Regions from separate parts of the Homo sapiens genome. Here region 1 is linked to region 2. A link is a contact called in ENCODE Hi-C data. All regions are on one chromosome and are shown on one strand. Each heading gives the region's core, a stretch centred on a gene start or an enhancer-like site at or near the end of the contact. The rest is flanking DNA. Distances are from core to core; before and after follow the strand shown.

Region 1 (4,777 bases), core at 956-3,455, 5.2 Mb after region 2:
GATCCTAGCTGCTCCTGCCTCTCTCATCCTTGTGTCCTGCAAGCAAAGGATACCTAGGACCCTGGGGTAGAGGCCAAATGACCCGGGAGTCAACTTTGAGAAAAGGAGGCTAGGGAGAGGAACAGAATGGGTGTCTGATGGTGAGACCTGAGGAAAGGTGGAAGCAAGAAGACTGGGGGAGTGAGACAGCTGCAGGCTTAGGACACCCTCCTGAGAGCCCAGAGCACTGTGGCGGCGTTGGCTCCCCAGACTGGGGGCCTCAGGAGAGCTCGCGACAGGCTCCCCAGCAAGCTAAGCTCCCACTCCCGGGAGTACAACCGCCCTCGCGCAGGTGTACGCCCAGACACAGCCATAGCCAGCGGCCTCCAGGTCTGGGGCTGTCCAGAGAGGCCTGGGGGCCACACCCCAGCCCTCTGCCTCCCCACCCCCGCTCCAGGACGGACCCTGTCTCACCACAGGGCCACAGAACCCTCTTCAGTCCCACCAGAGAACAAACACTCCAGACACTGATTCGATCTGTACTGAAACCACTGGTTAGAAAATCCACAAGGCAACCACCGCCTTCGCACATTCCCTACCTGCAAGTATTGACCCCGATCAGCCAGGCCTGGCCGCCAGAACCAAGGTAGAAACTCAGGACCCGGTCCTCAGAAGCTCACAGCCCCAGGGAGTCTAAGAGACTGACCTCAAGGATCCCCAGGAGCCACTGTTTCTTCTGGAAGCCCTCTGGAGGAGCGTTTTTCCCCACGGCCTTTCCTCGCCTCACAGTTGTTCACACTCTCCTGCTCCTGGGGGAACCCAGGCCGGCTCATCAATGACCCCTCGCCTCCCCGCCCTCCTCCATTTCCTGAGCTGGGATAGCCCCAGAAGTTGAGCGTTTCCTATGCTGGAAGGACTTCCAGCTTGGAGCGGAAATCGGGGCCGGGGCAAGGACGCAGGGGCGTGTCGCCCACGTTTCTGGCCCGGCTAGCCGCAACTCCTTGGATGTAAACGAGATTTGGCCGGCGCTGCGGCGTGTGGGGAAAGATGATTACACTCGAAAGGAATCACGACTCCTTGCGGAGCCATTACTCGTGCCGCTCCGCACGCGCAGGTTCTGGCCCGGCTTTCAGCAACTCCCCGCTCCTCGCTAACCACTCGCTCGTAATTTGTGGGCCGCAGTGGAGCTGCGCCCGGGGCTGCAGCCCCCCAATTAAAGCACTTTTGCAGCTCGGACACCCAGAGAGCTGCCTCCGCGCACGCCAGGCCGGCACCTCCTGCTCCCACTCCCCTCTCCGCCCAGCCGTGGGCAGCTGAAATGGATGTGATTTCACGCACTTCCTGCGCGCGCACACACACATGCACACATGGACATACACTTGCACACACGCACAACGCGCATTCCCCCTCCAATGCCGCCCGCACACGTGCGCGAGCCTGGACGTTCCCCTTTTGTGCTCGTTTTGCAGGCCCAGAGCTCCTGCTGCTGGTTTTCTCCTTTCTCTCCTTCATCGCCTCTTCCTTCGCCACTTTCCTTCTGGACCCTCCGGGCTGGCTCCTGCCCCTCTGCCCCGGTGGCGCTCTCGCCTATTCCTCCCGGGAGGAGCCGGGGCCGCAGAGGTGCGCCCTGCACGCCCAGCGAGGGCCGAGTTCTGGGACGGCTGGGACCAAAGGGCTGGCCTCCGGCCTGCGCCCTGTTTGTTTTCCTTTCGCCCCCTGAATACTAGATTGAGACGTAAAGATTACCCGGGCCGAATAATGCCGGGAGTCAACACTCGAGCAAACAAAAGTGCTTGCACAACTAGTCAACCCCGCTGGGACCCGGGCCGCGGGCTGGGGGAGAGAACGCGCTCCTCGCTGCTAATTACAAATAAATGATGATGTGCTCACTAAGTAATTGATTTAATGAAGTTCCTATGAAACTATTAAACCCGGGTGGAGGTCAGGCTGGAGGCGCCCCAGAGCGCCCATTGTGGGCTGTTTAACTCCACCAGGCTCCTCGGAAAGACATCGGGGCTAATAGGTGAAGTCACAGCTGCTCGCGCTGACTTCTCGGAGCGCCCGGCTGGCCGCGGGCACCCTCGCGCCCTCTTCTTGTAGCGCCCTTGTGCCCCGCCGCCCGCGCCCCGCGCCGGCCAGCTTACCCACGCCACTCCCAGCCCTGTCGCCAGCTCCCGAGGGCCTCTCCAAAGGGATCCCGGGTCTCGTTAAGAGCGGGAAGTTGAGCACTGAACTTGTGCTCACCGCCAGCAGTCGGCGGCGTGCACCGCCGCCCACCCCTCCCTCCTCACTCCACCCCCGCCACTTCGTGCAGGAACTCCAACCAGTGTGCCACGCAGGGTGCTCGCGAGCTCTTGGCAAGGTGCCTGGATCCCGAGCGTGTGCCCAGTGCACTGGCTGGGGCTGGGCTGGGGGGGTTGAATTGCGCGTGAGCGTGTGTGTGGGGGGGGTGGTAGGGAGGTGGGTGTATGCGTACGAGAGAGAGTGCGTTCCGGGCCAAAAGGCCATCTTTCTGCATCCGTTATCCTGGCCTGGGCCCTGTTCATGCAAAAAAGTAGAGGAGGTAGGGACAGCAGAGAAGAGGAATGAGGAAAGATGTGCAAAACAGATCACTCAGGTAGGCGGTTGGGCCTGGGAACTCCAGTCCTAGGCTGTGCGGGAGTGGGCTGCTCTGGCGCGGCCCTCTCTCGCTGCCCCACCGCCCACCTCTGCCCGCGTCCTGACCCGGCCAGGCGTTCCTTGGCCCCAGAGCGACGCCTCCAGCTGCCAATGGGGCGTAGGGCCCCAGGCCCGCATCTCAGGGCTGTCTGAATGCGAGCTCTCCGGCCACCCATTGCGCTCAGATTCCAGTCTCTGCAGGAAGGGTAGGGACTAGTTCTCCTGCAACATGGCTCTTGGTGGAAACATGACCCGCCCCTTATCCAAAAGGCCAGAGGGAGCCCTGAATGGACACATTTTAAGATGGAGAATCAGACATTGCAAATGGATCAAAAGCTAAGGGTGCTAACCACACACACACACACACACACACACACACACACACACACACACACGGGGGTGGGGGTGGGGAGGGCATTTTACTGCATCTCCCCCCACCTACAAGGGGTCGTGTGGTAAAAGAGAAGGCCCACATCCAGGTGAAACGCCACATAGGGAGACGGGGGCGCCTGTTGGGCTTCTGGCTGCAGAAATCAATCTGCCGGGATGCCCTGCCCCCTCTGCCCAGCCAAATCTTGTCTCTCTTCATCAAGAACTGATAGTTAACAGAGTTTCTCAGAGCATGCATTTCATTTATGCCACAGTCAGTTGGCAGTAAGCTTCATTCCTTTTTTTATGTTAGGAATTTTCAACTGCTGAAACCAATTTCCATTTGACTTTGAATCAAACACTTGCAATGGGGGGCAGGGGAAAGGGACATTTTGGCGTGGTTGTTGGCGACTTTAAAGAGAACTCCACTCCCGCCTGGATCTTTGGTCTCAAAGAGGGTCTCAACCTCTGACTTCGGGGAATATTGACAAAAATCAATTTGAGTCTTGCTTGAGGTCTCAGTTTCGCCATCTGTAAAATTGGATCTGGAGATCCTTGGCTGAGGTCCTTTGGGCTTTATTTGTTTGTGATCTGTGAAGGGGACCGTAGGGAGAGGTGGAAGTCAGTCAAGACGCCTGTTTGCACCAAGCTTTTGTCTTTCTTTGTAGAAGCGAGTCCCTTTGTAAAATAACGCCCCGCCAGCCTGCCTAATGGATTTGTGCAGAGCTAGAGTTTTCATTTTCCCCACGCAGGAACGACGAAAGAGAGGGGGTCTTCCAACCCAGCGAGTCCCGCTTGGCCCCGGTTTGCCAGCGGCGCTCTCCAAAATGTGCCAAAAGCTGTGCTTGGGGCACTCTCTCGACCCCGCCCCGGGCAGCTGTTCCCATTTTGTTCCCGCCTTCCCTCCCCTCACCGCAGTCCCTCGTATTCCTTTAACGCCTGCTGCTGACTGCATCCCTGCTGCCCTTAATGTAGGATGGGCACTTCTCTTCAGCCTCCAAATGAGAAGTGACATTTGCACTCGGCTCAGCCAACGCGTGAGCAGAGCGCGGGGGCACAGGCCCATTGACCGAGCGCGGCCGAGGGGCCGGCCGGCTGGGCAGCATCCGAAGCTGCCTTAATTAATACCATCTTAAATAGTCCAGCAGCCACCGAAGACAAAGTTGAAGAAAGACTTTAAGGCTGAGTGCCCCTCGACAAGCTCTTTTTCCCGTGTCATTCAATATTTAATGCGCCCGCTTGTAATGCTACTACTGGTGTTCCTTTCTCAGCAAGGACATTATTTTTTCACGGTGCCCATAGCCAGGGAAAGCCCTTTAGGCAAAGAAAATCAAAATGTTTGTTGTTTTGGATGACTTATAACTCTTGTTTAACACAAGCACTTTCAGGAAAGTATAACAGGCGCAGCCTCCAAAGCAAACAACACAATCCTTGTGACAGAGTCGGACACAAAAAGCACATTGTCTTGCGGACTACCCCTTTTCTCTGGTGCTAGATGGGGGCCTGTCTCCGAATGAACACCACGATGCCATTTCACTTTTGAACTATTGTTTTTGAGTTATGCCATGTGGTCAAAAGGAGCGAGAAGGGGGTTGTTTCCAGGCTCATAAGACAAACGAGTTGCCTTTTCAATGAAATCCCCCCGCGATCCTTGAAAACGGAGTTTAAATGTCACCTCCGCCTTTCTAATGGGCACAGGGCTGGAGGCGACCCTTCAAAGCGCCTCGGTGATGAACGACCCTTATTAAATATGGCCCGAGCTGCTGGGAAA
Region 2 (4,897 bases), core at 1,689-4,188:
ACGCCTCCAGGGCAGCGCAGGGAACCAAAGGGCACCCCAGATCTCTGCGGGTTCGCGCCTTGCCTCGTGGGGGACAGGAGGTTCTCTGTCCCATGAGGTTCAGTCAAGGACAAGGAGCCGGGAGGGGAAAGGGGCAGGAGCCAAGGAGAGAAACCTGAAAGAGGCAAACTTTAAATATATCGTAATTCTTTAAGGGGGTGGGCTCTGTGTTTCTTTGCAACTTCACAGTCTCACCATCCTCGGCTTTGGAGTGGATTTGGCAGTGAGGACAAGGACGGAACGCCGGTAGGGGAGTAGTTGCTTGTCTCTTGTTTATTCTTCTCCTCTTTTCCAGCGGCCCAGATAGGCTGAAGGCAAAACTCTCAGCAAGGGGGAAGCGACCATCCTGCGTGGACCTTTCTCCCAGGGGTGGGATGATGAAAAAAGAAATCCTCCTGGGGAAGCCCCTAGGTATCCCCCAGCCCCTACCTTTATTAGGAGGCCCGGGTTTCCCCCATTAAACTTATATTCATTCATTCATTCATTCATTCATTCGTTCATTCATTCATACCACGACTATTCAGTGAGCACCTACCATGTGCCAGACACAGTATTAGACTCTCAAAAACGCGGCATAAATGGAAACTAGGCCCTGAAGCCAGAGCCTCAGGACTGGCTCCCGGGAATGTTTGAAGATCATCGCGTATCTTGGAATTGCCAGGCTTCCTGCTCCACAGATTCCAGCGCTGGGCAAATGGACACAAGGAAACATAACTTCTGCATAACTTTTACTACTTCTTTCCTTTTTTCTTTTTTCAAGTAGCAAAGGACCATTAATTAGAAGAATAATTACTGCTACCCTATATTATCCCAACCTGTTCAATTTCTATCTGCCGCAGACAATGCTAATAATGGCAATTATTGCTTCTATAAACATCCCGAGGCAGCACTCTTCCCCCCGCAGTGTGTGTGTGTGTGTTTAAAGAATATATATAAAAAGTTCCCCGGCTCATTTGCATAGCTTCATCTTTACCTTTTCCCATTCAGCCCTTGCAAAAGCATATCTATTCAAAGCCCTTGCAAAAAGCATATCTATTCAAAGGGCATTTAGTCCATTTCTTTCTTGGCCGGTAAACCTATTCATCAATTGTTCTGCCTTGTAGATCGCATTCTAATGCTAATCTAGCGTGTTAAATATCTTTTTGTTCCCCTTTCACCGTTTTGTCATTCAGTTTATCCAGTTTTGGTCACCCATTTTATTTATTTATGCGCCTGCTCCTATTCAGGGGCTCATGTATTTTTTATTATGTTGTTTCACTGTCACGCAGTGTCAACTTAGTCTATTCAATGGGGGCTACTTGAAGGCCGGAGGGACAAAGCGTGTACACATTGCACCGCTATTCATTCCGGCCAGCTGGATCGGCTGAAAAAAAAACCTTGTGAAAAGAAACGCCTCACAATGGACACAGAAGAAGTGCACAATGCTAACAGTTTTCCAAATACCACTGATTGGTTTCTTCACAATGAGGAGAAAGCCGCCGCTTTTTCTTAGCTCCACTTCAACAAACAACACTCTCACAAAACCTCCCAACCCTGCGTTTTGTTCTCGGACAAAACCTCCTCGACTGTCTAAACGCTCCCACTGAAGGACAAAAAAAAAAAAAAGGATAAAAAAAGCTCTTTTCACCATTTCCCTTTTTTTCCCCCCTGCAAGAGAGAAAAAAGAAAAGGGGGGGAGGAATTGTCAGTGCATTAATAATATCAGTCTTTTAAAAGAAGAGGGCTGACCTTTGAGATGCACTGGGCTGAGGGAGAAAGAAAGGAGGAGAGATTAATAAAGTTTGGACGGCTCCCTCGGCCTCCGCTGGGCCGCGGGCGCAAGAAAGACGCGGACCCTCGAGGCGGACGAGTTGCGGGAACTTCGCTTGCCTGGAGGACACGGCGGCCCAGGCGGCCGGGAGCGCCGGCGCCGAGCCGCGCTCTGATTGGCTGGCGCGACCGTCCCTATCTGCTCCGGGGAGAGTGGAATCTTCTCTCCATCTTCTGCGCCCCGAGCCTGGGGTGAGAGGGAGATCCGCGGTGCTTTCTCCTATCTTCTTGGGGGAGGGGGAGGAGGAAATTGTCAAGGGAAGTAACAATCGCGGCCAGCAACCCTGCTCTCCCAAAGCCACCCCCTCGCGCGACAGCGTCCCCAGCACCAGTTCTTACTGCTTACACAGCGCAATTCCACCTGTTTGCACAAAGCCCGAAGCAACATGCCTGGCCCCTTGGATACGAGGCTTGCTTCAAGTTTTGGGACAACGGTGAATACCAAAGAAATTGCATCATGGCTTTAAAAAAAACCTTGAAAAGAAACGAAAATAGAAGAATAAAAGGAAGGGAAAGAAGAAAGATGGAAGGAAGGAAGGAGAGAGAAGGAAAGAAAGAAAAATGGAGAAACAGGGAGAGAGACGGAGATAGATAAAGAGATGGAGATAGAGATCGCGAGCCAGCAGCAGCTCTCTGCCCAATCACAGCGCTGCATTTGTGGGCCACTTTCAGACGCTTACACCACCCACCCCCGGGCCTTTCTCTACGCCCTCTTGCCCCGGAGCCGCTCCCCCCGCTCCAACCCCTTACTTCTGCACAGTCTAACTTGGCAGGAGGCTCTCTGCAGGCGCAAAACCCGCCAACTTGTTAGCAAGACCATTGGAGTCAGAATGGGTGATAAACGAGTCTGTGGGGCCTGTGGAGGTCCTCAAACAGCCGCACAATCTGTTGGCGATATGACCTCGGTGCTCCCCCTCGGCATCCTCACCCCTCCTCTTACCCATCTTTCCAGTCCTCTTCTCATTCATCAACAACTCCGGAGCGTTTCTCCCAGAAAACGCTGATCTTTGGGAAAAGGGGAGGGGGCGGGAGGAGGCGGGGAGTCTTCAGGCCGAGGAGGCGGCCGAGCTGGAAGGCTCAGGGTGGTAACTAAGATTTAGGGCTGGGGTGATTTCCAGCGAGCCGCAGGAAGTTCCGTGTTGAGAAGGGATGGGCTGCTACAAAAGGGAAAGACGAAGCCTTGAAAGGATTTAATTAACCGTGTCAGGGATAATTACCCCTGGACAGTCCAAATTAGTTTTGCATAATCGCTCAGAACCATATGAATTAACTTATAATATTGCAAAGAGCTCAGGGAATAACAGGAGAGGGATCATTTTAATTAGTGAATCAGGGTCAAACCAGCAGAGCCTATTTCTCACATTTCCAAAACTTTTCATGGTTTTTAAAATATTATTCCGTTGGGGGAAAACAATGACTTTAAAGACTTGGGTCGTTTATAAAGACGTGCAGCTCCAGAGATGGTCTCAATGGGGAAACTGGTTTAAGACTTGTATATAGTATCTTGAGAATTTCCATTTTGGTTGCGGGGGGGCGAGATCTTCCTATTTTTTTTTTTCTGACAGTCTTCTATTTCTTGTCTAAAATTAAAATCCTTTATGATTTTTCAAACTTTAGTAGCAATTTGTCTAGCCCTAGAAATCCAACCCTCTCCATTTGAATGTTATACTTCTACTTTAATGCGATTAGCATAACAAAATTAAGTCCTAAAGAGGCCAAAATTTGTACTTTGTCGTTAGTAGTGATTATCCTTCCAAATAAAACCTTAAGGTGTCAACAAGGAATACCCCAAAGATAGGAGAACAAATTACACTGATTTAAGTGGTGGGGCTCTTCAACTAACAAGATAAAGTGGTCAAGCAACTTTCCCCTCTTAAAATGTTACTAGAAACTGGTGAAATGCTTTGAAAGGTCTGGATGTTTTCAATGGGCTCTGTTCTACTGGTTCATGAATGCCTTTTTTTTGTTGTTGTTAAAGCTAATACAACGACTTGGGCTTTTTAAAAATCTTCTTTCCTATTCACGATTAAAAATGTGATAAATCAGGTTTTTGGCTCTGAATAACAATGGCTTGATTTAGATTTCCTAGTAAATCTATTCAAAAGTGAAACAAAGGGTGCCTTTGGAGGATACCTTACACTTCACCTGGACCAGGCACGTAAGGGCAATTCAGATAAAAATCTTGTTAGGAACTCAACAAGAAATAGAAGATTTTTCTTTTCCCTGGTTCAGGCTTTATTTAAACTCTTTGTTCAAAAAAAATGAACAGAGTGATAGTCGGATTCTAATTTACAGATATACCTTAGACGTCTAATATTAAATTAGAAGGTCACACTAGAAAATCATTTACACATAAAGGTTAAAACCATATTTAAAATTTTAAAAACTTTATATTACATAAAGCCAAAATGAAACTAAATACATGTTAGCCAACTTCATTCACAAACATTAGTCAAAATATATACATTTAAAAAGAAACAAAGCTAATAATTGAAGGTTCCTTTTTTCTAAAATGTGTTTTATTGCAATTTGCAAATGAATTGCAGGTGATCTAAAAAATAAGCCAATTGAGGAGGGAAATCCAAAACACATTAAACCAGCTCAACTTGGGAGAGAAATGCTAGCTGAAAATGAGAGACATCTGTTGAAACAATTCTGTGCTTTTTTTCTTCAGTTTTGCTAAATAATAAATATATAATTACCAGACAAAAAAGTCTGATTTAATCTTCGATAAAATTGCGATTCTGAAATAGTTTCGCAATTTTTAAAAGTTAACTTTGATATTCGCTCAAAATGTTTTTGAGTCTAAAGTCGACTCAAACTTAGGGCAACGAAAATAACACATTTTCCAAGCCTCAATGTTTTCACTGACATATACACATTTACAATCTTAAGGTGAACTCAGCCATAAGGGAAAATAGGAGCAGTGCCTTTTTCCTTTTTTGTAAACTGTGTCAGAAATCCAAGCGAGTGGACTCAGGGAGACTTCTAGTAGTTTGTTGTTGTTGTTTGTTTAGGAAGAAAATCCAATTGACAACTTTCATCTCAC

Evidence for each region. Hi-C counts contacts between places; a loop is a spot of excess contacts on that map. Pooled maps may share reads with other maps.
Region 1: a pooled map shows a loop between it and region 2 (15-fold over the local background). The contact joins the promoter of CLYBL-AS3 here to the promoter of LINC00391 in region 2. A Hi-C loop is called at or near these places in 2 of 37 single-sample maps with no recorded cell type and 3 of 50 pooled maps.

What each region holds. Positions count from the first base shown.
Region 1 is chr13:99,954,960-99,959,736 of GRCh38, forward strand. CLYBL-AS3 (CLYBL antisense RNA 3) reads right to left here and starts at 2,206. Exons shown (of 5, transcript NR_120421.1): 1 at 2,124-2,206. RefSeq lists enhancers at 1,286-2,261, 2,262-3,236.
Region 2 is chr13:94,705,563-94,710,459 of GRCh38, forward strand. It overlaps LINC00391 (long intergenic non-protein coding RNA 391), which reads right to left and starts at 2,939. Exons shown (of 3, transcript NR_170286.1): 1 at 2,789-2,939. SOX21 (SRY-box transcription factor 21) reads right to left here. Exons shown (of 1, transcript NM_007084.4): 1 at 4,060-4,897. RefSeq lists enhancers at 1-427, 447-2,201, 866-1,547.